Linked DNA regions of Homo sapiens: all the other regions are linked to region 1. A link is a loop called in an ENCODE intact Hi-C map of the cell type or tissue named here. Cell type or tissue: heart right ventricle. All regions are shown on one strand.

The links. A loop is a pair of places that touch in the nucleus more often than their neighbours do. Peaks named below come from ENCODE experiments on the same cell type or tissue, not always from the same donor. Only the 100,000 strongest peaks of a DNase experiment are listed, where the experiment ranks them.
Region 2: a loop joins it to region 1, with 2.2 times the contacts of the local background. A loop is called at or near these places in 6 of 110 quality-filtered maps.
Region 3: a loop joins it to region 1, with 2.2 times the contacts of the local background. A loop is called at or near these places in 10 of 110 quality-filtered maps.
Region 4: it touches region 1 in a loop (4-fold over the local background); 44 of 110 quality-filtered maps call a loop at or near these places.
Region 5: it touches region 1 in a loop (3.0-fold over the local background); 18 of 110 quality-filtered maps call a loop at or near these places.
Region 6: it touches region 1 in a loop (10-fold over the local background); 97 of 110 quality-filtered maps call a loop at or near these places.
Region 7: it touches region 1 in a loop (6-fold over the local background); 79 of 110 quality-filtered maps call a loop at or near these places.

The regions. Positions count from the first base shown.
Region 1 is chr4:41,278,792-41,282,791 of GRCh38, forward strand. No RefSeq gene overlaps it. Among named protein-coding and RNA genes, the nearest start is that of UCHL1, 24 kb to the left of the region's middle. In heart right ventricle, a CTCF peak has its summit at 2,430 (motif pointing right); no DNase peak of the experiment used is centred here.
Region 2 is chr4:41,425,694-41,429,693 of GRCh38, forward strand. It overlaps a transcript of LIMCH1 not described here. Among named protein-coding and RNA genes, the nearest start is that of LIMCH1, 110 kb to the right of the region's middle. In heart right ventricle, no CTCF peak of the experiment used is centred here; a DNase peak (open chromatin) is centred at 1,820; H3K27ac peaks cover 3,619 bases.
Region 3 is chr4:41,523,459-41,527,458 of GRCh38, forward strand. It overlaps a transcript of LIMCH1 not described here. Among named protein-coding and RNA genes, the nearest start is that of LIMCH1, 13 kb to the right of the region's middle. RefSeq lists an enhancer at 1,585-2,184. In heart right ventricle, no CTCF peak of the experiment used is centred here; no DNase peak of the experiment used is centred here; H3K27ac peaks cover 2,483 bases.
Region 4 is chr4:41,642,039-41,646,038 of GRCh38, forward strand. It overlaps LIMCH1 (LIM and calponin homology domains 1), which reads left to right. Exons shown (of 32, transcript NM_001330672.2): 15 at 2,462-2,588. Among named protein-coding and RNA genes, the nearest start is that of LIMCH1-AS1, 49 kb to the right of the region's middle. In heart right ventricle, CTCF peaks have their summits at 2,391 (motif pointing left) and 2,599; a DNase peak (open chromatin) is centred at 2,383; H3K4me3 peaks cover 498 bases; H3K27ac peaks cover 1,757 bases.
Region 5 is chr4:41,357,054-41,361,053 of GRCh38, forward strand. It overlaps a transcript of LIMCH1 not described here. Among named protein-coding and RNA genes, the nearest start is that of UCHL1, 100 kb to the left of the region's middle. In heart right ventricle, a CTCF peak has its summit at 2,194 (motif pointing left); a DNase peak (open chromatin) is centred at 3,608; H3K4me3 peaks cover 986 bases; H3K27ac peaks cover 2,862 bases.
Region 6 is chr4:41,659,509-41,663,508 of GRCh38, forward strand. LIMCH1 (LIM and calponin homology domains 1) reads left to right here. Exons shown (of 32, transcript NM_001330672.2): 19 at 1,912-2,002; 20 at 3,313-3,476. Among named protein-coding and RNA genes, the nearest start is that of LIMCH1-AS1, 31 kb to the right of the region's middle. In heart right ventricle, CTCF peaks have their summits at 2,144 (motif pointing left) and 2,348; a DNase peak (open chromatin) is centred at 2,143; H3K27ac peaks cover 913 bases.
Region 7 is chr4:41,880,673-41,884,672 of GRCh38, forward strand. LINC00682 (long intergenic non-protein coding RNA 682) reads right to left here and starts at 1,939. Exons shown (of 2, transcript NR_104143.1): 1 at 1,808-1,939; 2 at 1-141. LOC124900696 (a long non-coding RNA gene) reads right to left here. Exons shown (of 2, transcript XR_007058105.1): 2 at 2,388-3,022. RefSeq lists an enhancer at 642-1,393 and a silencer at 2,197-2,246. In heart right ventricle, a CTCF peak has its summit at 2,273 (motif pointing left); a DNase peak (open chromatin) is centred at 2,292; H3K4me3 peaks cover 2,334 bases; H3K27me3 peaks cover 3,918 bases.

The DNA.
Region 1 (4,000 bases):
AGCCACTGTGCCCGACCGTATCTCCCTTTTTAAACTGACACCTCAAATGTCTTAGTCTAAGTTATACATCTATACAGTACAATACTTGGACTGACTTAAACACCCATGAACATGGAAAAATGTTCATATATGAAACTAGTGAGATCTGTAAAATGTGTATACGTATGTGTTTAGAAGAGACAGGACTATAACAGATAAGTGCTTACTATATCTTAACTGCCTTACATGTTCTACTTAGTCATCACATGATGTTGGTATTATTCCCATTTTGCAGATAGAAAACTAAGGCATGGCGAAGCTTAAGCAACTTGCCTAAGGTCGTTAGGTTAATAACTGATGTTCCTGAGATTCTAACCCAAGCCAATTGGCTCTAAGAGTCCATAGTATTTAATAATTCTTCCGGGGGCAGGGACAGACCTAACTTAAAAGGAATGAAGTTTAACCTTTATAGCTCCACACTTTAATGGCCCCTTCTAATAGTCTGGCTTGTGTGTCCTTGTAAAATTTGCAACAATAGGATATTATTGTATTTTTATTCTCAAAAACATGGTTCTACACCTGTGTCTGGGTGTTAAGATTATGGGTGATTTAACTTTATATTCTAATTTTATAAGCTTTCTAAAATTACATTATTTTTTATAATAAAAAAGCTTAAGTTTTTCCCCTAAGACAGAATTCTGCCATAAACTCCTGCTGGTTAATTCTAGCTTACTTCCATGTTTCTTTAATTTATAACTGAAGTCAGTGCAACTTACAGATTTAGTTGCCTGTCTTCTAAGACGTTTTTCAACAGGCTCTGTATTAGTCCGTTCTCATCCTGCTAATAAAGATATACCTGAGACTGGGTAATTAATAAAGGAAAGAGGTTTAATTGAATCACAGTTCCACATGGCTGTGGAGGCCTCACAATCATGGCAGAAGGCAAAGGAGAAGCCAAGTCACATCTTACGTGGATGGCAGCAGGCAAGAGGACATGTGCAGCGGAACTCCCCTTTACAAAACCATCAGATCTCGTGAGACTTATTCACTGTCACAAGAACAGCACAGGAAAGATCCACCCCCATGATTCAATTACCTCCCACTGGGTCCCTCCCATGACATGTGAGAATTACGGGAGCTACAATTCAAGATGAGATTTGGGTGGGGACACAGCCAACACTTATCAGGCTCCATTATAGGGCTACTTTATTTGTTTTTAAAAATTTTTTAATTTTCAGAGACAGGTTCTCACTGTCACCCACACTGGAGTGCAGTGGCACGGTCACAGTTTACTGTAACCTCAAATTCCTGGGCTCAACAATCCTTCCACCTTCCGCCTTCCAGGCGGCACAGCTCTGGTTGACAGCTTGGGCTATACAACCAGCTCCACCCCTTACCAGCTGGGTGCCTTGGCCGATGAACTCCCTAAGCCTCGATGTCCTCATCTGTAGAGTGAGGTCAGTATCCGCCTCATAGGATTGTTGTGAGCAGCACATGAGAACATTGTGAAGTTCTTGGGGATGTGCCTGGAATGTATCAAGTGTTATTGTTTTTACTTTTTATCACCACTTAGCTCCTTTCTTTATCTATGCTAATAGAGGGGAGTTCGGCGGGGATACATTAAAACTCCTTTTTCTCCAGTCTTAATCCCAAGGTACAAAGTGCCCTTTTCTGCTCAATGCCATACTAGACCTCATTCCCTGAGGGTAATGCCCTATTTCTTTCTTTCTTTTCTTTTTCTTTTTCTTTCTTTTTTTTTTTTTGAGACGGAGTCTCGCTCTGTCGCCCAGGCTGGAGTGCAGTGGCACATCTCGGCTCACTGCAAGCTCCGCCTCCTGGGTTCACGCCATTCTCCCGTCTCGGCCTCCCGAGTAGCTGGGACTATAGGCGCCTGCCACCAAACCCGGCTAATTTTTTGTATTTTTTCACCGTGTAAGCCAGGATGGTCTCGATCTCCTGACCTCGTGATCCGCCCGTCTCGTCATCCCAAAGTGCTGGGATTACAGGTGTGAGCCACCGCGCCCCGCGGTAATGCCCTATTTCTAAAAGAAGTTTTCCTAAAAGTTATCTTAAACCATAGTGCCCAAACCATCAATGCCTTGTTCATTGCAGTGAGACGAATGCATTTTGCCTTACATTAAAGCATGAAGAATATAAGTGTATTTACCCTCTTGAGGTTACCAATTTTTAAAAGGGAATGATATAATTTAAAATTTAAAAGCTAATTTTCTAAGGACAAGAAGTATTTTAAAAACAGATCAATAGGTTTTTGCTTTGGTTGACATAAGGTATCTCTAGTCATCAAAATAAACAACCTTTAAATGTCCAGCATTTGGATGTTTAAATCCAAACTGAGCGGCTAATATCTTGAATTAACCCATTTCACACCCAAGCACACCGACTAATACGGGAAGGCAGATGATGTATTCAAGGCTATGTGCACTATATCCAGTAGGTGGCAGCATAGGAAAACTTATGGCACTATTGTAGCTGGTAGGATGAGCCAGAAATCTTAATACCAGGAGCAGTTGGTGACTGCCCTTCTTAGGCAAGATGGAGCAGTTTGATAGCATATCCCATATCATTCTTTATTTTAGCGCCGTGTTTCAGACTGGATGAATTTGTCCAGCTACAGATTGGCTAAAGCTGGCCCTGTGAATTGCTTGTTGGTCCATTCATATTTTTGGGTAGGTTCTATTTATTTTTTCATGAAAGTAAAATGAAAGAGAGAAGCAGTAATAATTTCACAAGTTCACTATAATGAATGTCTCTTCTGCTTACGTCGAGTTAGATATTATCCCAAATATAATTGATTTTATGTAATCAATTATATTATCAGTTCTACTTCTAGTAAAACCTTGCTTTCAAATCTATCTTAACATAAGGGTTTAATATAAACCAGTTTGACTTTTCCATCAAGAAAACTGAATCTGGTTCCAACATTGACATTAATTAGTTGGGTTACATTAATCAATTCTCTTTTCTTTTTTTGGTCTCAAATGTGTGTGTGTGTGTATATATATATTTTTTGTTTGTTTGTTTTTTGTTTTGAGATGGAGTCTCACTATGTTGCCCAGGCTGAAGTGCAGTGGCGTGATCTTGGCCTACTTCAGCCTCCACCTCCTGGGTTCAAGCAATTTTCCTGCCACAGCCACACAAGTAGCTGGGATTACAGGTGTGTGCCGCCACACCCAGCTAATTTTAAGTATTTTTAGTAGAGACAGGGTTTTACTATGTTGGCCAGGATGGTCTAAAACTCCTGACCTCAAGTGATCCGCCCACCTCAGCCTCCCAAAGTGCTGGGATTATAGGCGTGAGCCACTGTATCCAGCCTCAATTATATTTTAAAATAAAAGAATTAGGTAGGCTTGAATTCTACTAAAGTCTCATATCCTATTATGTACCACAAGCTTTGAAAATGTTCTTTTTTTTTTTTTTGAGAAGATAGTAGCAGCAATGAAATAATAGTTATTATTTTCCAGGGTAACAATTTTAAGAGATAAATACCCATTTGCATACGTAAATCCTAATTAATCCCATTCCCTTGTGGTCATAATTCCAACAATGGCAATTAGATGTGGCACGTTTGGGTTGGGAACAGATCCTCAATTTAGGAGTTTTTCTATGATCTATATTTTTTTACTTAATGTAATTTGTTTCATTGTAATACACATTTGTTTCCCTTTTAGTGCTTTTTTGGGGTTCTTACAATAGAGCTGATAATCTTTTTAATGGGTGCTTTCAAAAGAAAGAGGTGATGAGATAAGGATCAGAACTGCTGAAAGACATGTGGGAAGTAGCAGTGTTTTTCTTCTAGACTCAGAACCTGGAAAGATTTTTTAAGAGTTTAAATGTGACTCAATCCTTTGTCTTATACATGAATCCTCTCTGCTTTTCTATTCAGCCATTGGGTTATTTTTGAATCCCTAGTTCTAGTAAAGCTCAAATGCGAGTGCTTCAAAGAAGTGCATTATTTATGAACCACCAAGCTGAGGACCAAAACAGGTTTTATGAGAAACTT
Region 2 (4,000 bases), 150 kb after region 1:
GCTGCCTCTGCTACCTGCTTCTTTTTAATCAATTGTGTTCACTTTTAGTTGTTTACAATCAGTTGCCAATCTCTGAAAACAGTTTCCTGACAAACACATTTCTTCCCTCTTCCTGTTGGAGGCTTTTCTGTTTGGGATTCTGCCCACATATGCAGACACTTAAACTTCTAGTTTCATGGCTGTCTTAGAGGACTTGGGTTGCTGGGCAGCTGAGAGTTGGATGTCTGAGGTGCTGCTGTTTTAAGGAACATTTATATGCATGTGAGTGGTTTTGATTTGAAACTAAGGATGCTAACTATGAAATCTGAGAGAGTGAAAAGATTCTTTTTTTTTTTTTTTTTTTTTTGAGACGGAGTCTCGCTCTGTCGCCCAGGCTGGAGTGCAGTGGCGGGATCTCGGCTCACTGCAAGTTCCGCCTCCCGGGTTCACGCCATTCTCCTGCCTCAGCCTCCCAAGTAGCTGGGACTACAGGCGCCCGCCACTACGCCCGGCTAATTTTTTGTATTTTTAGTAGAGACGGGGTTTCACCGTTTTAGCCGGGATGGTCTCGATCTCCTGACCTCGTGATCCGCCCGCCTCGGCCTCCCAAAGTGCTGGGATTACAGGCGTGAGCCACTGCGCCCGGCCCGTGAAAAGATTCTTGTAAGATTCCAGGTGATTCTTAGTTCTTTTCATGGTCTGTATATGAGAAGTGTTTTTCTACATCTTTCTTTATGATAGTAATAGATGTTTGTAACAGTATAGACATTTCACAGGAGACTTTAGTTAAATTTAGGAATCATGACTTTATCCTGGCAATTTTACTTTAGAAATATTATATGCTTAGAGTAATTCAGATAACTCAGTCCTTTGAAGGTTCTCTACATATTACTGCCTTTCATATTTGAAGATAGATTTGGAAATGATTGTCCTCTGGGTGTAAAGAGTCCAATATATACTGCTGTTGTTTCCACACAGCATTGTCATTTCCTACCAGGGACTCTCCCTTTTAAACTTAAGAGTTGGCACGGAAACATTATTGCTCAAAAGAGCCACCCATTCCCGAGTGTGTTTGACAGGTCTTTGTAAACAAACTTCTTCAGCCTTGCTGAAATTAGTGGAAAAATCTAGGCTCTCATGTTTACAGTTGACGTGGGTTTTCCTTTCACCTAAAATAACCATTACAAGTAAGATACTAAGTAAAAAACATACTCATTTCTACTTGGTATATGAAAATAATATATGTTTGATGTATTCAGTGAAATTCCAGTTAACTCATAACTCTTTGAGGCCATGGATGGAGAGGTGGCATTATTAGTCTCTACCTCCAGTGCCTCACACAATTCCTGGGCACAGAAAGAGACATACAATTCATGTTGGGTCAATCAAAGAATGATTGATCATTGGCACCTCCTGATTCTATTTGGTGGTCAGAGAAAGTGGCAGGACTTAAGTTATTTTACATATAAACATTTCTTGCAAAATTTGGAGAGGATGTTTTGATGGCTTGAGATCTTTTAATTTCTTTGAGTTACTTTCATTGTCCTTCCCACCCCTTCCCTCTCTCCACTCTGAACTGCATAGGGCCTGCCTGCAGTGAACTACTCACTTCTTCTGACTCCAAGGAAGGCCATATCATGTGTTTTAAGTACCCCATAAAATTTATCTTCAAAGTAAAGCTTCCTTTGCCAAGCTCACAAATGATGGATTTTTGTTTTCCTTCGGCCTGAGGGTCAAAAGAATGGGCACTTTTGTATGTACAGTCTTCGGGGCCATTTCCTCCCTCCTATCCTACTGCCCTCTCCCTGTCTTAGGCAAGAAATCACTTGGTTCCGAGCAGTGACCTCCGCTGGGCCAGACAGTTCTGAAAGCCTTTGTGTGTTCATTTCCTTAAAGAAGTGGAAGGTAACATGTTTGAAAGCCGGACAGCTGTGGCCTGTTCCAAAACATCAATGTTGATTGTTTGTTTTTCTGGATTTTAACAAAGGAGCTTTTGCCAGGAGACCTTTGCACTCTTGCTTATTCAAACCCCAAATTACAAAAATACATAACAAAAATAAAACAGAAGCCAGACTTAAGGTTATCTTACCAAAACAGGACGTCTTCCTTCTTTAGATTGTACAAACACATGAGTTCCCTAGTTAAATTCAATCAATCATTCCTGACGGATTCAGCTAAAGTTTTGCTTTAACTCATACCACATTGTCTAGTCCTTAGAGCTTAGTTCTATTTCCTCACCTTGTTTACCTACAAAATGGTGCATCTATTTGGAAAAAAAAAAAAAAAGAAGAAGAATTTACTGGTTCCTTTTTACCTCTGTGTATTCAGCAATAAAAAAAAAATTCTCTGAAATGTGTGCTGGAGAATAATAAGCAGTTTTCCTTGGGTGGTCTTAACAGCTTAACAGATTGCTCTGAAATTGAAATCCTCAAAGATGATCTGTTCAAAGGAGGGGTGTCGACTTTCTCATCTTTTGGAGAGAGAGAGGGATGCAGCATTAGCTAGAGACAGTATGAGGTCGTGGTAAAGAACATGAACTCTGAGGCCAGTTGGTTTGGTTTCAAATCATCTGCCTCTTACTAGCTGTGGACCTTGGTTATATCACTTAACCTCACTGTCCCTCATCTGTATAATGGTAATAATAGTAGTACCTCCTCCGTGCTATCATGATTAAATAAGTTAATATCTCTAAAGCACTACATAATAAGTGCTGTGCAAGTGTTTTTAAAACACATGAAAAGGAAATAGAGATGAGATAATGTCAGAAGAGATTAGTGTTAAGCCCTTGAAGGGAGGGGGCAATTTCAAATGAGAAGAGCTGATAGGGAGTGGCAGAGAAAGCAAGTAAATTGGGGATTAAATGATAGACTATGCATTTGGCCATTTGGAGTTCTTAAGTAACTTCTAACTATTCAGAATGTGGCTTTAAGCAAGCCAATTTATCTCCCTATCGGTAAAAGGTGACACTTGGCTGGCTCGATATTCTGTTATGTGTCCCAGCCCCAGAAATGCACAGACTGGTTTCCATTTTTAGTGGAGTGCTGTGAGCAGAAGCCAGACTGAGATTTCAGGTTGGATTGAGGAAAGATGAAAGAGCTGACACTTGGTATCTAAGTCATTTCCTGGCAGTGAGTGAGAAGAGAGAGCATCGCTAATGGCAAAGCCAGGGCTGAGAGGCATGGGGTTGAGTTGCTGTGTGAAGACAGTCGCTCACTGCTGCCTGAAGTCTTCCATGGTTTCTTCTGTGATTTCTTCCTTTCCCATCTCAAGCATTTGATTCCCCTTCTTACTTTTTTTCTGACTGTTACTCTTTCGAAGTTGCCTGTGAAAGGGCCTCCTTGTTTGAAATCTCTTCTTGGGAAGGAAGAAAGTGGCATGCAGCAACGTAAATAGCAGGTGCAAATCCTCCAGATGAGTTCCAGCCGAGGGAGAGTGGTGCTTGAGTGGCTGTGCTGAATTCCTCCTCCCAACTTGATAGCAGATTTTTGATATTACAGTCCATCTGTGCACCATTTTTTAATGCGTATGTTTTTGTTTTTTGGTTTGCTTTATTCTCATTTTTTCCCTTGGGCTCTTTAAGTAGTCTTATTCTACAAAGCAGCATTTTTTTTCTTTTTCTTATTTGTGCTTCTAGTGCTCTGACCCATGGGTTTTTTTAAATATAAATTCACTTGCGTTTAGCCATAGCCACCGAGTGAAGGGTACTCATTTCTGAGGAACATACTTATTATTCTGGCATAAGCTATGTGAACAGACTGTTCTCTACAGATTTGAGTATCTTTGAGAGGTGCTGGCGACAACAATGGCATTTGGCAGCATGATGCTCTGTTCAAACAAATATTCAACTTGGTTTATATTAGCGTTTGTATCAGGCTGTGGTAAGCACAGTATTCTCAGATTTGAACCTATAAAGAATTATGGAAAAAGGATGGTGAGGTCCGCAGAAGTGGTCATGGCACTTATATTTTTCCAGTTTGCCTTTCTTGATTTTTCTTCATTAAATTTTCATTCAGTGTTTTTA
Region 3 (4,000 bases), 240 kb after region 1:
GTTTGTTGACCTCTCAATTATGATACACTCCTACCCTAAGTTTCTCTTTGCACAGTATTCTAAGTTACCTAATTGCCTGATTCCCGAACGTGGAAATAACATTCTACATTCTACAGCCCCTTACCTTCAATCACTTATTTATGAATAACCTACTTTGCAAATACTACACTTTACCCAATTACCCCGATGCTAACCATATTTTAATTTTATAAGTTGCTTTCCTTGTTTCTCTTCACTCTGGGTTTTTATGTCCTGAAAACAGGCAATGATAGTTGTTTCTCTTGCATTCCCTTGCTTGTGTAACCATTGTTATATAATTTCAATCTTTAGCTGAAAATCTTTTGCTCAAATATCTTTTGTACCTAGGGACTCTTGGTTAGCCTTGTTTAAAATCTTCAGAATATGATTGGCTAACCTCTTATTAAACACATTCTTCCCTTTTTAAAGTGAAACTCAACCACATTGAAAAAGCCACTCTTCTCAAAGAGCAAGTAGGGTCTGACTTAGAATGTGTCTTGGCGAATCATTTGTAAAGATAGAAACTGGTCTTTGAATTTAGTGCATCCCTGGAGAGATCCATGTCTTAGCCAGGAAAATTGGCAACAAGCCTTACCTGAGTTGTAATACCTGGTTCCAGTTCCAGATAATTCCCTCACAACCTCAATCCAGCTCTCCCCCTTGTCCTTTTCCTTGAAGCCCTCCTCAGTCTCTACCTTTTCTCATCTCTCAACATTTCTAAATTCTAAAACTTCACCTGCCGTGGACCAACTTGATGTTGGCAAAGCTCTTCACTTATATGCATGAAGGCTGATAGATTATTGAGATTTACTATATGCTTTAAATTCACTGCTTTTCCTATCCAGCAATTTAGCTGTAGCCCCGGATAAAGGTGATTTGTGTGATCCATCTTGCTTTATGTCTCACTTGACATTCTGCCTTTTTCATGACAGGTTGCTGAATGCTATAAAGCCAGGACTTGTTAAAAAGATCAATAGATTGCCTACCCCCATTGCAGGACTGGTGAGTACGTGGAATTGAGATTTATTTTCCAATATTCCTTTGCTCTAACCTAGGGGTCATGACAGCACCATTTATTACAGTTCTCTCCTGCAATATATATTCCACTTGAATGAGAACGCATTGAATCCATTAAACGAAGAGGTCACTTAAAATGAAAGATTGCAGTCATGCCTAAATGGCATGTTAATCTTTGTTTGTGTTTTTTCCATGAGTGATAAGGACCTTCATTCTCAAAGAGCTAAATTTGTTTTGGTGTGAGAGGCTGATAATTAGGTTGACCCTTGGGGGAGGAATGTGATTTTAATTACGTTTTCTCATTTCAGTTCATCACTGCATTCCCCTAGAATGGAGGGTAGGGGAGGTAGAGAGAAAGAGAATTTTAAGAGAAAACAGTCGTTTTATAATAAATTGCTGCTTTCAATATTATAATCTACTTGGGTTGAAATACCACAATTGTAGGCCAACTATCCTGAAGACATACTGGGGCACTAAGGTGGTCTAACGTCATCTGGAGAACTGTTTAAGCAGAATCCTTGCCCTTCTGAACCTATCCACATAAAATCTAAAACTTACATGTTCATATGTGGTTAGAAGCAGAATATTTTTTTCATGCGTTGATATGTCTTATAATTCTTGGCAACTAATTTTTTAATTGCTTCATCGATGTTGCCTTTGTGTAGAAAAAGGAAAGAAGTAGAAGATGAGGAAGACAATCAAATCTTAGTTTTGGAAGGAATTGGCATATGTGTGTGTGCGTGCACACGCGCGCGCACACACACACACAGAGCAGAGGAAGTATGTAGCTCGGTAATGACTCACTGATTGTTTCCATTGTGATCGCCTTCTGCGCATGTAGTTTTGCAGAAAGCAATGAGAAGAATGTCAAGAATTTAAGCAGGATCCTACGTAGACCTTACTGATTGTTGTTAAAAAGCTTCTTAGCCATATCACGATGACTAATTGAAATTAGATGTGACAAAAAACCAATTGTGTTTGAGAATTGTGGGGGGTCCTTGTGGGAAGGTACATGGTTTCAGCAAGTTGAATGAAATAGATGTTTTCTTTAAGAACTGCTATTTCTGTGGATGCATTTTATTCCCCATATTGGTTGGTAGTGAGCTGGTGATTAGTCGTTAAAAATCTTTCTAATTTTGTTCTTCAGAATCATGTAACCAAATAAGTTAGTTAATATCGAGATAGATACATATATTTGGAAGGAATATATTTGAATAGTTCTATAAAATAAATAATATATAAGTATTATATATCAGTGTATACATATATCAATTATTTTAAAACATTTAGTAAATTCACCTCTTCCAAATGTTAAAGCCAAGGTCTTAATGATCCTGATGAACATCTGTTTGTCCCTAAGCCTATGGCAACTCTGGACCCTGGAGCTCTGGGGTTTAATGTTATAGAAGCAAAATTTGCAGCATAAAACTAAGGAAGGCCCCAGGAAAATCCAGATGAGGAGAAACAAGTCACTCCCAGTCCAGTAGCTAAAGAGAAAAGGCTTTCAAAACCTCAATTTAAAATGGAAATCATAAATAATTTTAGTAAAATTAACTGTTAGGGGCACATGCATTTGTCTTTATATTATTTCCTATCATGGATCAAATGTTGTTTCTCACATATTGCCTCTGTCTTGGAGCATTTGGGCAACTTGATACAAGAAGACAAGGTGACCTCATCTTCTTTCCTTCTATTTATGTTCTTGACTAGTATTCCTCTACTTTCTTTTTTCATTTGGATTTCCTTTTCACTTTGTCCTTGCTATCGCTTTTTTTTTTTTTTTGCCCCTTTCAATGAACACCTCCCCTGCTTACCGTCACCCTGTATCATTTATATTTTCTTAACTAATTTATCATCTTTAGTCCAAAAAAATACTTTCTTAAGTAAAGTCACCTACTAACCCATTCACTAGTGACTCCTGAATCTACAAACCTGGTCAAACTCTTTTCCTTTGCTCCAGTTGCCTTGAGATCAACATTTCCACAAAAACCAGAGCACTTGTGGCCCTGGTGGGAAACAGATCGCCATCCCGCAACCCCCTGTTATGTTCATGTACTTCCACGGTTCTCGCGTCATGCCTGTGCCTCCCTCTCTATGCTCATATTCTTGACTGTGTCCATGACTTCAGCTCTCCATGATATTGACCCAAAGCAGCATTTCTCATCAAGTACTCTCTCCTGAACTCCAGACCTCGTGTTCTGTCTATTGGACAGTTTCATCTCGGTATCCTACTGGCACCTCAAACTTAACATATTCAAATGGGACTTGCATCACCAGTCCTGTGCACCTATTTCCCAATGTAAGTGAAGGCATCATAGACATGCAGTTGCACCAGTTCAGCTATCAAAGAATTTTCCCATTTGTCTACTTGTCTGCATTTCCTTGGCCACTGCCCCAGAGCAGGCCATCCTCATCTCTTGCCTGGACTATAATAGTTGACTCACAGTTCTGCAAACACTCTTCACTCCCATGAATGGTGCCTTTTCTTGTGATATGTGTTATTCATTGAATACTTTCCTCCTGCTCTTCTTGACAAAATTATATTTGTCCATCAAGATCTAACACAGACTAACACATCTTTTAAGTTAAAAAATAAAATAAATTAAATAAAACTAAAGATCTAATGCAAAACAGCCTCCTTTGTGAAACCTTTAGTATTTATAGTCCATTATGATCTTTTATTATAGAATACAGAGAATATCCCCTGGTATAGGAGAAAATGAGTTAATACTCGAGAGAGATAAAAGTAGCTCTGTTCTGAAATATATTTTGGAAAGTAAGATTTTGAATAACTATGGTTAACAGTTTGAAATTAAAGGCCTGCAAGTGGTTTCGTATTCATGTCAAGACACTATGTCTTTAAGTAGTTGGCCATGATCAAACTTACCGATATCTATAATGGGTCCAAATGATGTTAGATGTCCTGGTGATGCACTAAGAAATCACAGCAGTTCTCAGGAAACAA
Region 4 (4,000 bases), 360 kb after region 1:
CCTGGAGAAGGCTGCCATTTTCTTCTTGGGGTCCCAGAAGAAAACCTGGATCTATGGCCACCCATAGTGGCCTAAACCAAAATTCTGACCTGTAGATATTATAGATGGCAGAGTTGAATGAAGGGACCTCTTTTCTCTCCCATAATCTACAAACTACTTAGTGGGATGGTAAGAGGGTCCCAGCTCAGAGAGGTTTAAGTCTTCTAAGATCTTAGCAAAGATTATAAATCACCTTAAAAGATGAACTGACTAGATTGAATATTTTAAAAGTAAGATTTTTTTTTTTTAAACTGTGAGAGGAAGAATGGGACGAATTTTTGTGTCTTTCTGGAAGGCCTGCTTAAGTGAATTTTGATCCATGAAGTTTAAAAGCATGGGTTAGACTTTTCTACCTAATCCTGCAAATTTCTTAATCTTTCTTAGATACCATTAATCAATAGTCTAAAATAGATGAAAAATCACAGCCCTTCTCCTCTATCGAGGACTACAGTTTCTTTCTTTTTCTTTTCTTTCATTCTTTATTTTATTTTATTTTTTTGAGATAGAGTCTCGCTCTGTCACCCAGGCTGGAGTGCAGTGATGTAATCTCAGCTCACTGCAACTTCTGCCTCCCAGGTTCAAGCCATCCTCCTGCCTCAACCTCCCTAGTAGCTGGGACTATAGGCGTGTGCTAGCATGCCTAATTTTTTTTCTTTTTTCTTTTTTTTTTTTTGTATTTTTAGTAGAGAAGGGGTTTCACCATGTTGGCCAGGCTGGTCTTGAATTCCTGACCTCAAGTGATCTGCCCACCTTGGCCTCCCAGAGTGCTGGGATTACAGGCGTGAGCCACCACACCTGGCCCAGCTTATTTTTTCTAGAAGCCACAGCTGCTGAAATCAACATTCTCCACTGAATACATGGAGGCAGCATTATGCAATGGCTTGTCATATCCATGCTAATAGAAACCTCAGCTAAGAGTCCTTCTGTGCAGCCAGATTATTAGAATACTCTTGGGGAAGACAGGTTACAAGTACAGTTTTTCAGTTTAGTTCTCTTAGACTTAAATTGTCCAACATCTGGAGAGCAGAGAGAGGCACTCACACATTTATACACATTCCTTTTGAGTGGATTGAAGGGAAGGTGGGCAGCCATTGCTTTGGGGGTCATCTTCCAGACAGCTGCCTGCTAGGGAGCCCTTTGCATTCGGCGATGCTGCTGCTGTTCATTGTCTGGCCATGGGAGTAACAATTTTGGACATCATTGATGATGTCTGGAATTCTTTGGTGTCTAAGTGCATGGTAGTTTTTTTTTTCTTTGTGTTAGGCTGGTTTCAAAAATGGACTGTCACCATATTTTGTTGCTAGCACTTAACAGTGAGCTTTTAAGAGCCCTCTATGTCTTGAATTTTGGGCTCCATAGCCCACTTGTCCCAAAGTGAGTCATTTCTTTGAAAGAAAAATAAAAGGAGGAGGATTTTGCTTTGGTTTCTATTTCTGTTTTCATCTTGCTGCTTCAGCTTTTGCTGTAACAAAGGTTTATGTAAGCATCACAAAAAAGGCCCTATGGTCTTGCACAACATTTAATAAGCTCCTATAAAACATATAAATTATATGTATGCACAGTCTAAGAGTTTTTTAAAGACTGATTTCCCTTGCATTTTTCTTTTAAAAGAGATATTCAGAGTTATCCTGACAAAAATTAAATGACTGTGTGCATATTAGAATACAAAATATATACCTAATTTATGTGTTTTACTCCTTACTCTTGTTATAAAATGCCTTGTTTTCTTGATTCCAAGATGCCATCAACTGCACTATCAATTACAGCAGTTTTACAAGAAATAAAAAGAAATGATTACAATGAACATATACATCAGCCATCCATAGTTGTCAGATGCATCTAAAATTCAATAAAATAAAATAAGAAAAAGTGAGTGTCTTAAACTTAAGGCCAAATGATATTTTTTTGGAAATGGAGAAATTGCCTCCATTCACATAGGAAGCCTTTAAGCCAGCTTTCTACACAAAGAAGCATTTAACGTAATACAGTTTTACTTCATGGAACACCGCCCTCTTTCCCCACAAATTCTACCCAGGTTATACCTTTTAATTATCTTAATTTTATTTTTTAAATGCATTTCCAAGTGAGAGGAGCCTGGGGCTTCAAATACCATTTTTCTAGCTCTTCTTTAAACCTATTTTGGCACCTACATATAAAATGATATTGACCCGATTCAGTGACATCACTGAAGACAAAGACGGTCACATTTTGGCGTTTGCGGCAAAAGGAGGCGGTGGGGTGCCAGCACGCCCACCGCCCGCCCAGGGCCAGAACACACCGCCAGTCACGCGCTGTGCGCAGCCCGGGAAGGGGGCAGTTTTCCAAGCCCGGTAGCGCCCCCACGCGGCAGGACGCCCAGGCGCGCGGAGACGCGACGGGCGCTGATCGCGGTCCCTCTTGTGTTCGCTCTCTCCACACTCAGGAGCACCAGCATGTTTGACATGCGGTGTGAGGAGGAGGCCGCGGTGCAGCCGCACAGCAGGGCCCGCCAGGAGCAGCTGCAGCTGATAAATAACCAGCTGAGGGAAGAGGACGACAAATGGCAAGATGTGAGTTGTGGCCAAGGCGCGCGGGCAGCGGGGAGGCTTCTGGCAGCAGAAAATCCAGCCGGGTGGGTAGACGTGGACTTGAAAGCCATGCGGGGAAAGGGAGCCCCTAGAGGGTTTCAAAAGGTGACACGGTAAATGTGGGACTCAAAGGAAGGTGAGTAGCAGCGTGAAGGTATGGAGTGATGGCCCAGACATGTAATCAGCAAACACCCTGGCCAGAAGCTTGGTCACAAAAGAGGGGAGGGGAGGCAGGAAACTGGGATGGGTTGTAGAATTGAGGCTGCACTATCTTCTGAGGTTATATATTTCAAATTGATCATGATGATGATGGTAGTAACGATAACAATGACCAACATCAAATGTGTACCAGTACCAGGCATTGTTCTAAGTACTTTGCATGCATTCATTTAATCCTCTTAGTAACTCAATGAACTAGCAACTCTTATTGTCCTCGATTCCACAGACGAATCCCAGCACAGCTGTCACTTGCTGAACGTCACATAGCTAGCGAGTGGGGGAGCCAGGATTAGAACCAGGGAAGGAAGGCTAAAGAGGCTGATGAGGGCTTTGAGATTGTGTGCTGAGAGCCAAAGCGGGGAGAGAGGAGGGAGAGTGGATTATTTCATTTAATTCTCACAAAGCACTCTGGAGGTAGCTATTGCAAACTTGACTCCACCTTTAGTTTAAAAAGTTAACTTCTCCAAAGTTCATAAAATATAGTAACAATTATGTCTAAAGTATCTTGAGCACTTACTATGTGCCTGGCACCTTACGTCTATTTTCACATTTAACCCTGCAAGCTTGTAAGAATAGGTGCTATTATCATCATTTTAGAGAGGAGGAAATGGAGGCACAGGGAGACTAAGAAACATGCCTGAGATTCCAAAGCATGGAAAAGACAGAGCTGGGATTATTTCCCACAGCTGCAACCCCAACCATCTGCCTCCAGAATCCTCACTCTTCATCATTATGCTATAACTACCTGTAGGATTGTGGTGAGGTTGTTGTAAGGATCAGATGAATTAATACATATAGAATCACCAGATCTAAAGACTCCAAAACAGTTTTTTTTCTGCCTTGACTGCCTTCCATGTGGAAACTGTAAATGAATCCCTACTATTCTATTGTCAGCAAATCTGTTCACAATGCAGAGGTTATAAATAGGAAGGAATGAAGTTTCTTACAGTTACCTTGTGAGGCAATTCTCTGAAATTTGGCAACTGACATGAAATGTGATTGCATATTTCACACTGCCATATTTAAATAAATGTGCAGCCCTGCTATGGATACTGTAGATAATATCTGGATGTTTCTGCCTTTGAGGCATTCCAGTTCCAACCAGACTTACATTGGATTGTGTGGGAATGCACACGATGTTATAGTGCCTGGGCCCATAGTCAGTTCTCTAAAGA
Region 5 (4,000 bases), 78 kb after region 1:
GACTATAGTGAATAATTTAATTGTAAATTTAAAAATAACTAGGCTGGGCATGGTGGCTCATGCCTGTAATCCCAGCACTCTGGGAGGCCAAGGTGGGCAGATCATGAGGTCAGGAGATCAAGACCATCCTGGCCAAAATGGTGAAACCCTGTCTCTACTAAAAATACAAAACATAGCCGGGCGTGGTGGCGGGCGCCTGTAATCCCAGCTACTTGGGAGGCTGAGGCAGGAGAATCACTTGAACCTAGGAGGTGGAGGTTGCAGTAAGCCCAGATTGAGCCACTGCACTTCAGCCTGGGTGACAGAGCAAGACTCTGTCTCAAAAACAAACAAACAAACAAAAACTAAAAGAGTATAATTGGATTATTTGTAACACAAAAGATAAATGCTTGAGGTGATGGATATGCCATTTACTTTGGTGTGATTATTACATATTTTATGCCTTTATCAAAATATCCCATATACTTCATAGATGTATATACCAGGTATATACCCACAAAAATTAAAAATTTAAATAAATAAAAAAAAACACAAAATTATTAGCTCCTAAAGGGCATAGTCTGTGTCCCCTTGTGGATTCTTCTGTATCTTCCACATAGTAGGTTCTTAACAACTATTTATGGATATTATTGATAGCAGCACTAGGTTTGAATTCTATTATGGTTCTAAGTCTGTGGGTCTTTGCTAGCGTGAATTTGTGATTGGTAAAAGCTCAGAAAAAGCAAATGTTACCTTATGATTATAAACCTTAAAAGATGTAAAATGTATTTTCACTGAAGGAAAAAAGTTTTATTTAAATGCCAATTTCAATGCCAGATATATTAGAGATATGATAAAATTTAATACTCATTTTCAAATGGATTTAGATATACCATCTGGGCTAGCTCGCTTCCCTTCCTCCTAGTTACTCCATGCAGTGGAACCTGCCTATATTAGCCCATTCTCACACTGCTATAAACACATACCTGAGACTGGGTAATTTATAAAGAAAAGAGGTTTAATTGACTCATAGTTCCACATGGCTGGGGAGGCCTCAGGAACTTACAATCATGGCAGAAGGAGATGGAGAAGCAAGTGCCTTCTTCACAAGGCGGCAGGAGAAAGAGAACAAAGAGGGAACTGCCAGACACTTTTAAGCCATCAGATTTTATGAGAACTCATTCACTACCATGAGAACAGCACGGTGGAAACTGCTCCCATGATCTAATCACCTCCCACCAGGTCCCTTCCTCAACATGTAGGGATTACAATTCAGATTATAATTCAAGATGAGATTTGGGTGGGGACATGGAGCCAGATCATATCACTGCCCAAAGCCATATATTGTATTAGTGTACCAGAGTCATTTTGTGGACTGTTTGCTTTGCCATGTTTCTTTATGGAAACAAGGTCATCTTCTGCCCACACGTCTTTAGCCCTTTCCCATGCTTGCCTTCTTTATCTCTTCTTTGTATACTTTTCCCTCCCTCTGTTTTGGACAGCAGGGTGGAGGTGAGGATCAGTGGTCTGTACTCAGCAACTGCTTGTTTGTCAGGTCCAGCTTTGGTCTGTTTACATTCAGTCCCCTTGTTCGTGCCTTTCACAATGATTCTGCTGGATGACTATATCCACCTCATTTTAGGTGAGGAAACTGAGGGACACACTGTAAGTGGGAGTCTGGACAGGACTGGTAAGACAGCTTGGTGTGCAGTTAGGAGCAAATCTGGCGCCAGGCTGTCTGGGCTTGAATCCAACCCTCCCTGTCCACCAGCTCTGTCCCCTGGTTTCCTCGTAGGGATGATAACAGTCCTATCTTACAGAGCTGGAATAAGGACTGAGTTAGTCAATTATTTGTAATGCACTTAGAACAGTGCCTGGCACAGTATAAGTGCCACGTAAGTGTTTTCAAAGCAAATAAACTAAAGCCTGTCTGACTCCAAAGCTGGTAATGGTGGAATTTGAGGCCTGCTTTTTGTTCCATTCCCCTATTATAGCAGCAGAATTGGACAAAGATTAAACTCGGATTCTGGATGGGGAACAGAGATTTAGAGGCTGAGGCACCCAGGGACCTCCAGCCACCGTCAGAAACCTCTTGTTAGCAGCCATTCTGAAGAGGGGAATCCATTAGCTTGAGGTTAGGCCAAGAATACTGAGCTCCTCCGGACCCAGCGCTGGGCTCACGTAGGTCAGAGCTCCCTGGTGGCCTACCAGGGTATACCCAGGCAACAATCTAAAAGGTAGTGTGTGCCCCCTCACCCGCAGGCGGGACCTGGCCTGCCTCTCCCATGCTATCATTCCCGCCTGGTGCTCTCCACACCAGCTCCAGTCTTGCTGGCCCGCTGTGGGCTCCTCCACGGGGAAGCTCATTCCTACCTTAAGGCCTTGGCATCCATCTGGAATTCTTCCCCCAAATTGTTACACAGTTAAATCTCCCTCACTCATGTCACCTCTTCAGGACATTTCCTTACAGACACCTTCCTTGATCGTCACTTGGGCTGTAGTGCAAAACAGAAGGCATGCTCAAGTGGGAGTGGCCAAGGAGAGTTTAAAGGAAGGGTTAGAAAGAAGTGAGCCGGATCGGGAGACCATTATGGGATGGGGAAGCCTTTACCATACCTAGGCCTGGGAGGTTGAGTGGGACAAGAGGAGATGAGGAACCTTCTGGAAACCCCCTAACCACCTGCAGGAAGGGACGAGATAAATAAATGCACGTCTCTCTTCAGCTCACTGACCATCTGCCTACCTCCCGTTAATGGAACCGCGACTCACAGGTCAGCCTCCCAGCCAAAAGGGGGGAAGGCTATCGGAAATTACCCCGCGCTTTTTCTTTCCATGTCATTATCTTCTCCTCTTTTATCTTAACAACACCCGCCACAATTATCTTCTTTTGATTTACATGTTTATTGTCTGTCCCGGCCCCCAATTCCCTCTACAATGTAGATACCTCGAGGGCAAGGACTTCCAGGTAGGGTGTGTGTGGGTAGGGTGTGTAGGGTGTGTGTGTGTGTGTGTGTGTGTGTGTGTGTTTCCATCTCTGCGTCCCCAGCGCCTGGCCCAGTGCCTGACGCATAGTAGGTGCACAGTGACTGTTGGTTGACTGCATCGACAGACTAGGACACAGGTAGCCTTCCTGGAGAAGAAAAGCTCATCAGGGTCGTTTTTCTTTTTCTTCTTACAAAAAGATCAGGTGGCTGTGTACTTCCCGGCGCCGGGCCAGGGGCTGCCCCGCCTTGCCCCTACCTCTGCGGCCAGGAAGGACTGCAGGTGCTGCGCGGCCAGTGCCCGCGCGTCCTACTGCTCCGGTGCCGCAGCGCCCGCTCCCCCGGGCCCGGGTGCGCCCCACTGGGCGCGCGTCTCCCATATGATGCCAGACCCATCCGCCCGCCCCTCAGCAGCCGGCGGGGCGCAGGGACGTGCGGGGCGGCCAGCGGATTCCCTCTATCGGGCCGGGTGTGAACGGGAGGGAGACACGCAGCGCTCGCTCCGGGTTATTTTTAGTCCGTAGCTGTGCTCCCCCTCCCCGGGGGCGGAGCGGCCCTCGAAGGTGGGGAGGAGAAGAAGCTCCCGGCGCCTCCGCGCTCGCTCCCGCGGGTCACTCACGGCGCGTTGGAGCCCGGGCGGCGCCGGGAACAGCTGCCGCGGCGTCCTCTAGCAGCGCGCGGCTCTCCCGGGACCTGCGCCGGCCGGGGGCGGGGAGAGGCGGGGAGGGGAGGCCGGCGGGCGGGAAGGGGCGGGGAGCGCGCTCCTGCGGCGGCGACGGCGGCGGCCGTCCTCATCCCGGCGCTTGAGAGGACGCGGGGCTGCGCAAATGGCTTGTCCCGCTCTCGGTCTGGAAGCTCTTCAGCCCCTGCAGCCCGAGCCGCCCCCCGAGCCCGCCTTCTCCGAGGCGCAGAAGTGGATTGAGGTAGGTGCGGGTGGCTGGCGGGCGGCCTTGCACTGGCGCCCTGAGCCACGGACCCGCGCACGCTCCGACCGCAGGTCCAGCCTTGCCTCCCCCCAACCGCCCCCACTTTCTTTTGCC
Region 6 (4,000 bases), 380 kb after region 1:
CAATGCATTAACTTTAAATACCTTTCATTTTGAGAGGCAAAATTTGATTTATGGATAAAATATATATACTTATGAGAGACGAATAAATTCATAGTTCTCGAGAACCCATGGGGATATTTTATGAGTTAATAATGCCTTTTCTGAAACCAACTTTAGCCTTTATCTTAAAACCTTTTAAAATTTATGCAATATTTCATACACACTTTAAAATTTAACTTTAGCTTTTTACAAGAAACTTCTACCAAAAAATGCAATAGTCATTAACTTGCTCTCTTTAATTATCAAAATATAATCTAGCTAGTATTTAATTTAACATTTTATTTATTTTTACTAAGTAAATATTGTAATAGCAGGATAATTTTGGACTTCATTCTAGAGTCAATTGGCTCCCAGTGAAAGACAATGTAAAATTACATTGATTTTGTTTTCCAATTACAGAAGTAATACATAGTCATTATAGAACATTTTGGAATATATAAAATGTATGTAAAGAGAAGGAAAAGTCACCCAAAACTTAAGCACATTAAAAATAATCACAATTAACATTTTTGTATTTTCTTACTATCTTTTTTTCTATATGTTTATGTATAGGCATGTATATAATCATATACATGTAAACATCAAACTATGTATACAGTTTACATTTCCTATCATTAGTAAGTATTTTCACGTATCATTAACTATTATTCAACATCTTATTTTTTCATGATTATATTGCCTTTATGGACATGCAGTAATTCATTCAATCATTCCCCAATTATTGGATATTTAAGTTGTTTCAATTTTTTTTACTATTGTAAATTCCATCAAGCATAAAACTGACACAATTGAAGTACTACTGAGAGAGAGGAACACAAGCATTAGAGTAATTACTGGAGGTGCCATGGAGATGAACATGACAGTGATGTACCAAGTGGATTGGACAGTGAGGTTCAAATCACAGAGACTTCTTAGTGGAGAACAAGGAAGAAAGGCAAACCTGGAGTCCCAGCCATAGAAACAGAAAGGAAATGATTGATATGAAAACTAGTATGTTAGAAACTTAGAAGGACTTGGCAAATGATGAATATTCATGAGGTATGAGTCAAAGATCACTTGAAAGTTTATGTGATGGGAAGAACTGCTGCCATAAACAGAAATTGTCAAATTTGGAGGAGAAGGCCATTGACCCTAGAGGTGAAACCGAAGCTCTGATGGACTCTCACAGCTGGAGATGAAAATACGAGTTATACACGGAGAATGTAATGGTGAATCCATGGGAATAATTGATATATTTGAGGGTAATTCAGCACAAGTGGAGGAAAACAGGGTCCAGTTGAAATCTTTCAGAATGACCCATATTTTGATGAAAAGGAGTAAGAACCAGTGAGAAAAGAGTAGTCTGAAAGTGGGGAGGAGAGGGAAAAGGAGAGAATGAATTAGAACTCCAGTAATAGAGATTCACTGGGAGCCCAGGAAGGATGAGAACTGCAGGCTAAAATCCACAATGGTAAGGGCCACAGGCAACTATGCCAAGACAGGCCACTGAGAAGTTAATTGTAACCTTTAAAGAACCACAAAAAGACTTCACTGGTGTTATGACCCTAAGCCAGCTTGAAAGGCTTTCAAGAACAAGTAGGTGATAGCCATGATTTTGAGCTTTTGGTGGTGAAAGAAAAGAAAATGTGGGATGTGCGTCCAAGGCAGTCATAGGAGGTTTGGTGAGATGGTGAACCGCATGGGTGTCCTGTTCTCCATAGAATGTCTCCTTCCAACCAATCCAGGCTCTCGCCATGAAGCTGCCTGGGAAGTAGAAGAGGGAATTCATATGGCCAAACCACTTTGTTGACCTAAAAATTACTGCTTAAAAAATAATTTTTAGAACTTTTAAAGGAATCATTTATTCAAGGGGGAAAAAAATCTCTTTTTCAGGCAACCACTGAGAAAACGGAACCGAATAGTCAAGAGGACAAGAATGATGGTGGAAAATCAAGAAAAGGGAATATAGAACTTGCCTCATCAGGTTTGTTTCATAAGAGACTAGTTTTAAGGCAAATCATGGTAACTGTTTAAGATGTAATGGAAATAGTCAAGAATTTTTCCTACTGAGCCACAGGAAAGTAGTAATTAGACTCCAGGAGTGGTGCGGTTGTGCTGCCACCTAGAGGCTTCCTGGGGAAGTTCTGCCCGTATGGTTAATGTTGCTGTGAAAATAGGAGCCCATGCTCTTTCTTAAAGCTACCCAGTTTTATTTTGTTTTTTAAAATATTTATCCCTATAATCATAAAGAATATTGTGTTCTTCCATATAAATCATGCTAAAAATTGAGGGTAGGATTTTGACACACAGTAACAGCAATAGATAAGCGAGAGGTCAAAAACATAAAAATAGACGCTGAAATGGTAAAGCTCACATATAGTTAAAAATGAATAAAATAGTGCCATGAATCTGGACAGTGAGTATAATATACTGTATTCGTTGTTTTAGGAAGAAGACCCTGTTCCCGAAAGTCTTGTTCCTCAATATTTTTTTGCAGCCTTATCAATATGTTTAACACTTTTCTTCTTTTGATAAACAGTAAAACCTCTCACCCTCTTTCAATACCAAATTATTATTTTTTATAAGGCCTTTCTCCAGTGTTTACCACTTGAGAAACATAATTTGTCAATTACCAAATTATTTTTAGGTAACATTTTTAAATAAATTAAATATCACTTAAAATAATAGCATTTACTTTTTCAAACTAGATTGTGCCTTCACATTTTGATATGCCCCCTTAGGTAGTGACTTTTCCACCCCTTCTAAAGTGAACCTAATTCTTCTTTATGTATCAGAGAACACTTTATTTTCATTGCATTATATACATATACCCCACAATCCGTAACACATTCCAATTAAGAAATTCTGATGTTAAAATGGAGCATTGAAATACAAAAAAAGGAAGCATCAGGTTGCTGCTCATTCACTGGGATAGAAACTACCTGTAGATGTTCTCTTATCTAGCCCAGCTGTCATAATTATATATTTCGTGTCAGCATTCTGTTCCATGTGGTGTTATTCAGATGTAAACCGTGACCCTTACTAAAAACTTAAGTTCTTCATAGTGTGGTTATAGGACGTGATTTGTGTTGCTTGTTGTTCAATACCATGAAAGAGCTTTGGGAATTCCAGCATCTTAGGCTCTTTTATATCTCTGAGCACACTGTCATTCAGCTTATATTGCCAGGACGGGATATGGACTGAATGTACTTCATGGCATTGCAGAATAAATGGTCCTATAGATATTTGATTTTCTTTTCCTTCTGTACGTTTCTGGATGTAACTCCATTGCAGAACCACAGCATTTTACAACAACTGTGACTCGATGCAGCCCGACCGTGGCCTTTGTGGAATTTCCCTCCAGCCCCCAGCTGAAGAATGATGTGTCGGAAGAAAAAGACCAGAAGAAACCAGAAAATGAAATGAGTGGAAAGGTGGAGTTGGTGCTGTCACAAAAGGTGAAGTGCAGAGTGGAGGAAAGCGGTTAAACCCACAAGTTAACATGGCCCCATATTACAGCTAGCTGCTGCTGTGGCAGTTGTGAATAATGAAGATTTATTTCTCTCCTCATCTTTTTTCCTATCTTTAATCTGTAGTTTTTCTTTTTCGTGTGTGTGTGTGTGTGTGTGTGTGTGTGTGTGTGTGTGATGGAGTTTTGCTCTTGTTGCCCAGGCTGGAGTGCAGCGGTGTGATCTCTGCTCACCACAACTTCTACCTCCTGGGTTCAAGTGATTCTCCTGCCTTAGGCTCCCGAGTAGCTGGGATTATAGGCGTCTGCCACCACGCCCAGCTAATTTTTATATTTTTAGTAGAGACGGGGTTTCACCATGTTGGCCAGGCTATTCTTTGTGGAAAAGTGTAATATAAGTTCTAAAGCCTTGCAGTTAGGTTTTAGTTTGCTGTGTGTGTTTGCTTATTTGCTTTTTAACCTGTCAGCTTACTGGCTAGTCTCTCTCCAATAATCATCTATTTGTTAGCCATG
Region 7 (4,000 bases), 600 kb after region 1:
AGGATTCCCGTGCTCAGGGAACCTGGGGCACAGGAGAGGGTGGATAGGCGCGAATAAGCGGGCTCCAAAAAGTGGTGTGGCTTGGCAATCCTATTCGTTCTTGGCGGGCAGAAAATTCAGTGCGAATAATCTCCAAATACCCTGGTTGGAGAAAAGATAACTTGTAGAAAGAATGTGACGGGGATGGCCAGGTCAGATAACAAGCTCGGGTGTTAGTGAGCGTAATCTGACCGCAGAAAAGCTGATGGGAAACCTGGGCTTCGCGCCGCGTCCCGCTTTTCCTACTTTCCCATTCCATTCCCATCTCCCTTCCCTTTCCTTCCCTTCTCTACCTTATCCTCCATTCCCTTCCCTTCCCTTCCTAGGCATTTAAATAAGAACAAAGATTACACCCACAAAAAGAACCTTGCCTAGGAGCGCGTGGAAACAGCAAGGGCGCCCGAGCGGGAGAGGTTCCCTCGGTGAGGGGGTCCGCGCAGCGGCGGACCCCGCACCCCGGCCCCCAACGGCGCCTAGGAAGTTGTCACTCCTCTCATTTAAAGCCTCAGAAAAATGCATTCATGAGATTGTTTCTTTATTTTTCCTTTCTGCCCCTCTCCGCATTCTTTGCCTATTTGCTTTACGGCTTTTCAGCCTTGTTGAGGCCAAGAAAAGAAACCAGGTTCTTTTCTCTTGCGATTGGATCCGTATTCCCAGTTAGGGCGCCTTTTGATGTCCCCATTTAGCGCCTTTGACTGGTCAGCTGAATGGGGCCGCCTGCTTTTGTCCTTTCCCACAAGTCCCTTCAGAAAGATCCCTTTAAACGCCCGGTACCCGCTGATGGATCCGTTTTCAAACGGCGCGGGGACGGCAGTGCCGGAGGCCGCGTCTCCTTAGTAATCGCGCGGGCAGGGCTCGGCAAGGGGTCGCTGCAAGGGTCGCGCTCACCCGCCCCGGGTTTGGGCGCTGGGGGTGGGGAAGGGAGAGAAGGTTCGAACAGTTTTGTCTCTCCCGCGCCCCGGCTCCCCCAGGGTGCTGCGCCTCCAGCCGCCCCGAGGCGCTTCCCCCGGCGTCCGCGCGCTCCTCTCCGCAGGGGTCTCGCGCCCACGGTGCCGCAGCCGCGCGGCTCAGCCGCCCTCCGCACCCGCGCCTTTCCAGCGCCCGGGTTCCCAAACCATCGCTAAAGGCGGACGGGGGGCGCCAGGAGTAACGGCTGCTCCCCGGAGACCCCACCGAGCCCAGCGCCCGCCCCCGCCCCCTGGGCGCCCTGCCCCATTTTCTCCCTTTCCCAACTATCCCAGACCCCCAGAAGGGCCAGAATTTTCCAGAACTGTCCCACTCCACCCGCGCCCAGGGCTTCTGCACATTGCCCTTGGCAGGACGCGAGCCGGTCGAGGGGCATTTAGGGGTGGCCCTGCACGGCCCTCACTGCTGTCCCTTCTTCTCCCTCCGTTCTCCGGGCCAGGGTCCTCGGAGACCCCGTTCCGCGGCAAGTACCCCTCCCCCACCCCCGGAGGCGGGTGCAGTGCAGGGCGGGGGCGGCGGTCGCAGCGGCTCAGAAGCCGACCCTCCTTGAACCCGAAGCTGCCCTGGCCCGAGTATCCGCACTGGCCTGGGCCCGAGCGAGGCTGCAACCCTGTGAAACCCCCTGCAAGGCGGAAGCCTCCAAACCCAAACGACCCCGAGGGCGATTCCGCCAGAAATCCAACGCGGGCCCAAATAAAGTCCGAGGCCTTTTTGTCGGAAGCCCGGGAGGTGCCCGGCCAAGGTGTCCCCTGCCCGGCCAAGGTGGGGGCTCGAACCCTGAGCGGCCGCGCCGGCTACTTACGTTGAAGGTGCGCGCATTCCAGACGGCTCTGACCTGCCTCCGCCGGTCTCGATTATTTTATACATTTCTCGGCGATACACTTATAAACAAGTGGAAATTTTGCATCCTACTGCACCATTTTATACATGATGAGCCGTCAGTAATAGGATTATTAAACAAAAACCGTCTCAGGCGCTGGCGTTAACCTTTTTTAAAATGGCTAATTAGGTTTTGGACAGAAAAATTAGATTTAACATTGCTTACATTGCCTACATTTTCAGTTGATGCTCCGGTAATTTCGGATAGGCCGGGCTGCCGCCAAACAAAGAGATAATAAAAAATTAACTATTTTAACATATATTACAGATCTCCTATACCAAAATAAGGCAAAGAATATTTTCATGATCAAATATTATATACATAAAACTAATTATCTTTTTTCGGCAGCCTCCATCAATTACCGGGGAGGGAGGGAGCGCGGGGCGGCGCGCGCCCTCTGCTGGAGCGCGCGGGGAGCAGGCCGGGCCCTCCCGGTGTGGTTAAATGAATGGTAACACGCATGGCTCGTCCGCCTCTCTGCTTCCTCTAGACATCCTTTGGCTGTTTTCATCGCTCGTGTTTATTTCCTACTACCATCAAGAGTAGTAGCTCGTGACAGCCTTAAGCATCTCGGTAAAAATAAGGTGCCTACTAAATTAAAATGTTTCCCTACCAGCGATTTTACGGGCGACATGGAAAGTCAGGTGTCCAAACACGTAAGGCCCTGGTTTTGCCATGTAAAGCCAGCCTGGTTTTGACAGAAAGGCCCATCGCCGAGTTTATCTGGGCCTTTTATTTACACAGACTTCAGTGCCGTGCCAAAAATAAAAATAAAACAAACAACAACAACAACAAAAACCACATATCCAGTAGGCTAGATACTATATAGAGAGTATTCCCACGTTGTCTCAGATTAATTTAAAGAAATCCTAAAAGGGCGTCTTTGAGGCGTTTGCTGGACTCACAGGAGCGGAACCAGGTTTCCAAATGGTATTGTTTACAACAATACTCAATACTGCGCTCCTGCTCTTTGCCTAGAGGTAAACGTGTCCCCGAGGCCAGATGTTCTTCTATTGTGCACAGGCCCATTGACTTGGAGCCTTGCTTTAGGGATAGGATCTCCGTTTTACTCAGAAGGGTTGGAGGGTGAAGGTGTCCTCTCCTTGGGCTTTGCTCCTATTCACATGAAGCAAACAGCTGTGGGACGGTGGAGAAAGAGCAATTAGGGAGAAGGATATTTATAATCCCTTAAAGGGGCAAAATAGAATAAGAGACCCAAAAGAGATTATTTGAGGTGTTAAAGGTAAAAAAAAAAAATCAAATAAATAGAGGCTACAGAACTGCCTATAATAAAAATTATTTTAGAAGAGCTTAAGTCCCTGTCCCATACTTGTATATAACACTGCTACAGTTATAAACCATAGCAATCTCTTTTGAATGAATGACGAGTTCAGACCAAGGGCCTTTTATTCAGTTTACCCAGTTTCATTATTGTAGTTCATCATTCTTTAAATCCTTCAAGCCAGTCTTACAAATAAGCACAAAAAATGAAAAATTACCAGCCCTGAAATGTTTTATTAGTTTGCGTCTCCCCAAGGCTACATAATGTTATGCAAGTGAAAGACCATGAAATCAATAAAATCTCCTAGTTTTCTGCTGGCCAGTCCGAATGGCTATTGGCCTTGAGCACAAAAGTCCACAAGGACTGGTAAGGTCGATTTTGTGCTATTTTGGTCTCCACGGGCTGAATTTCAAAATTCAACAGGAAGCACTAGCAGATAGCAGATCCTTGGGCTTCGGATTTATTTGTTTCTCTTGTTTTACAGAAAGACCAGCCTCAGTGACAGTCACACTGTATGGAACAGATTCAACTGGCCCACTCTTTTTTAATAAATAAATGACATTAAAGAGTCTGGCAGTTCTGGGAGGCAGGGTTTTATGAGCTAATCACACCCCTGGGGGGAATTTGGTAGTGTGTAGTATAGTCTCACCCTGGGGGTGTGATTACCCTATGGTAGCCACACCCACCCATCATGCTTTATTTCTTAACCAATAAATCACTACAAATGATGTGATCTGCACAGCCATATATCTCAGGCCCCTCCTTGCACACACAAGCAGCCCCTGCTGGTGAAACCAGTGGAGCAAAGTGATGCTCCCTGAATGGACATATCC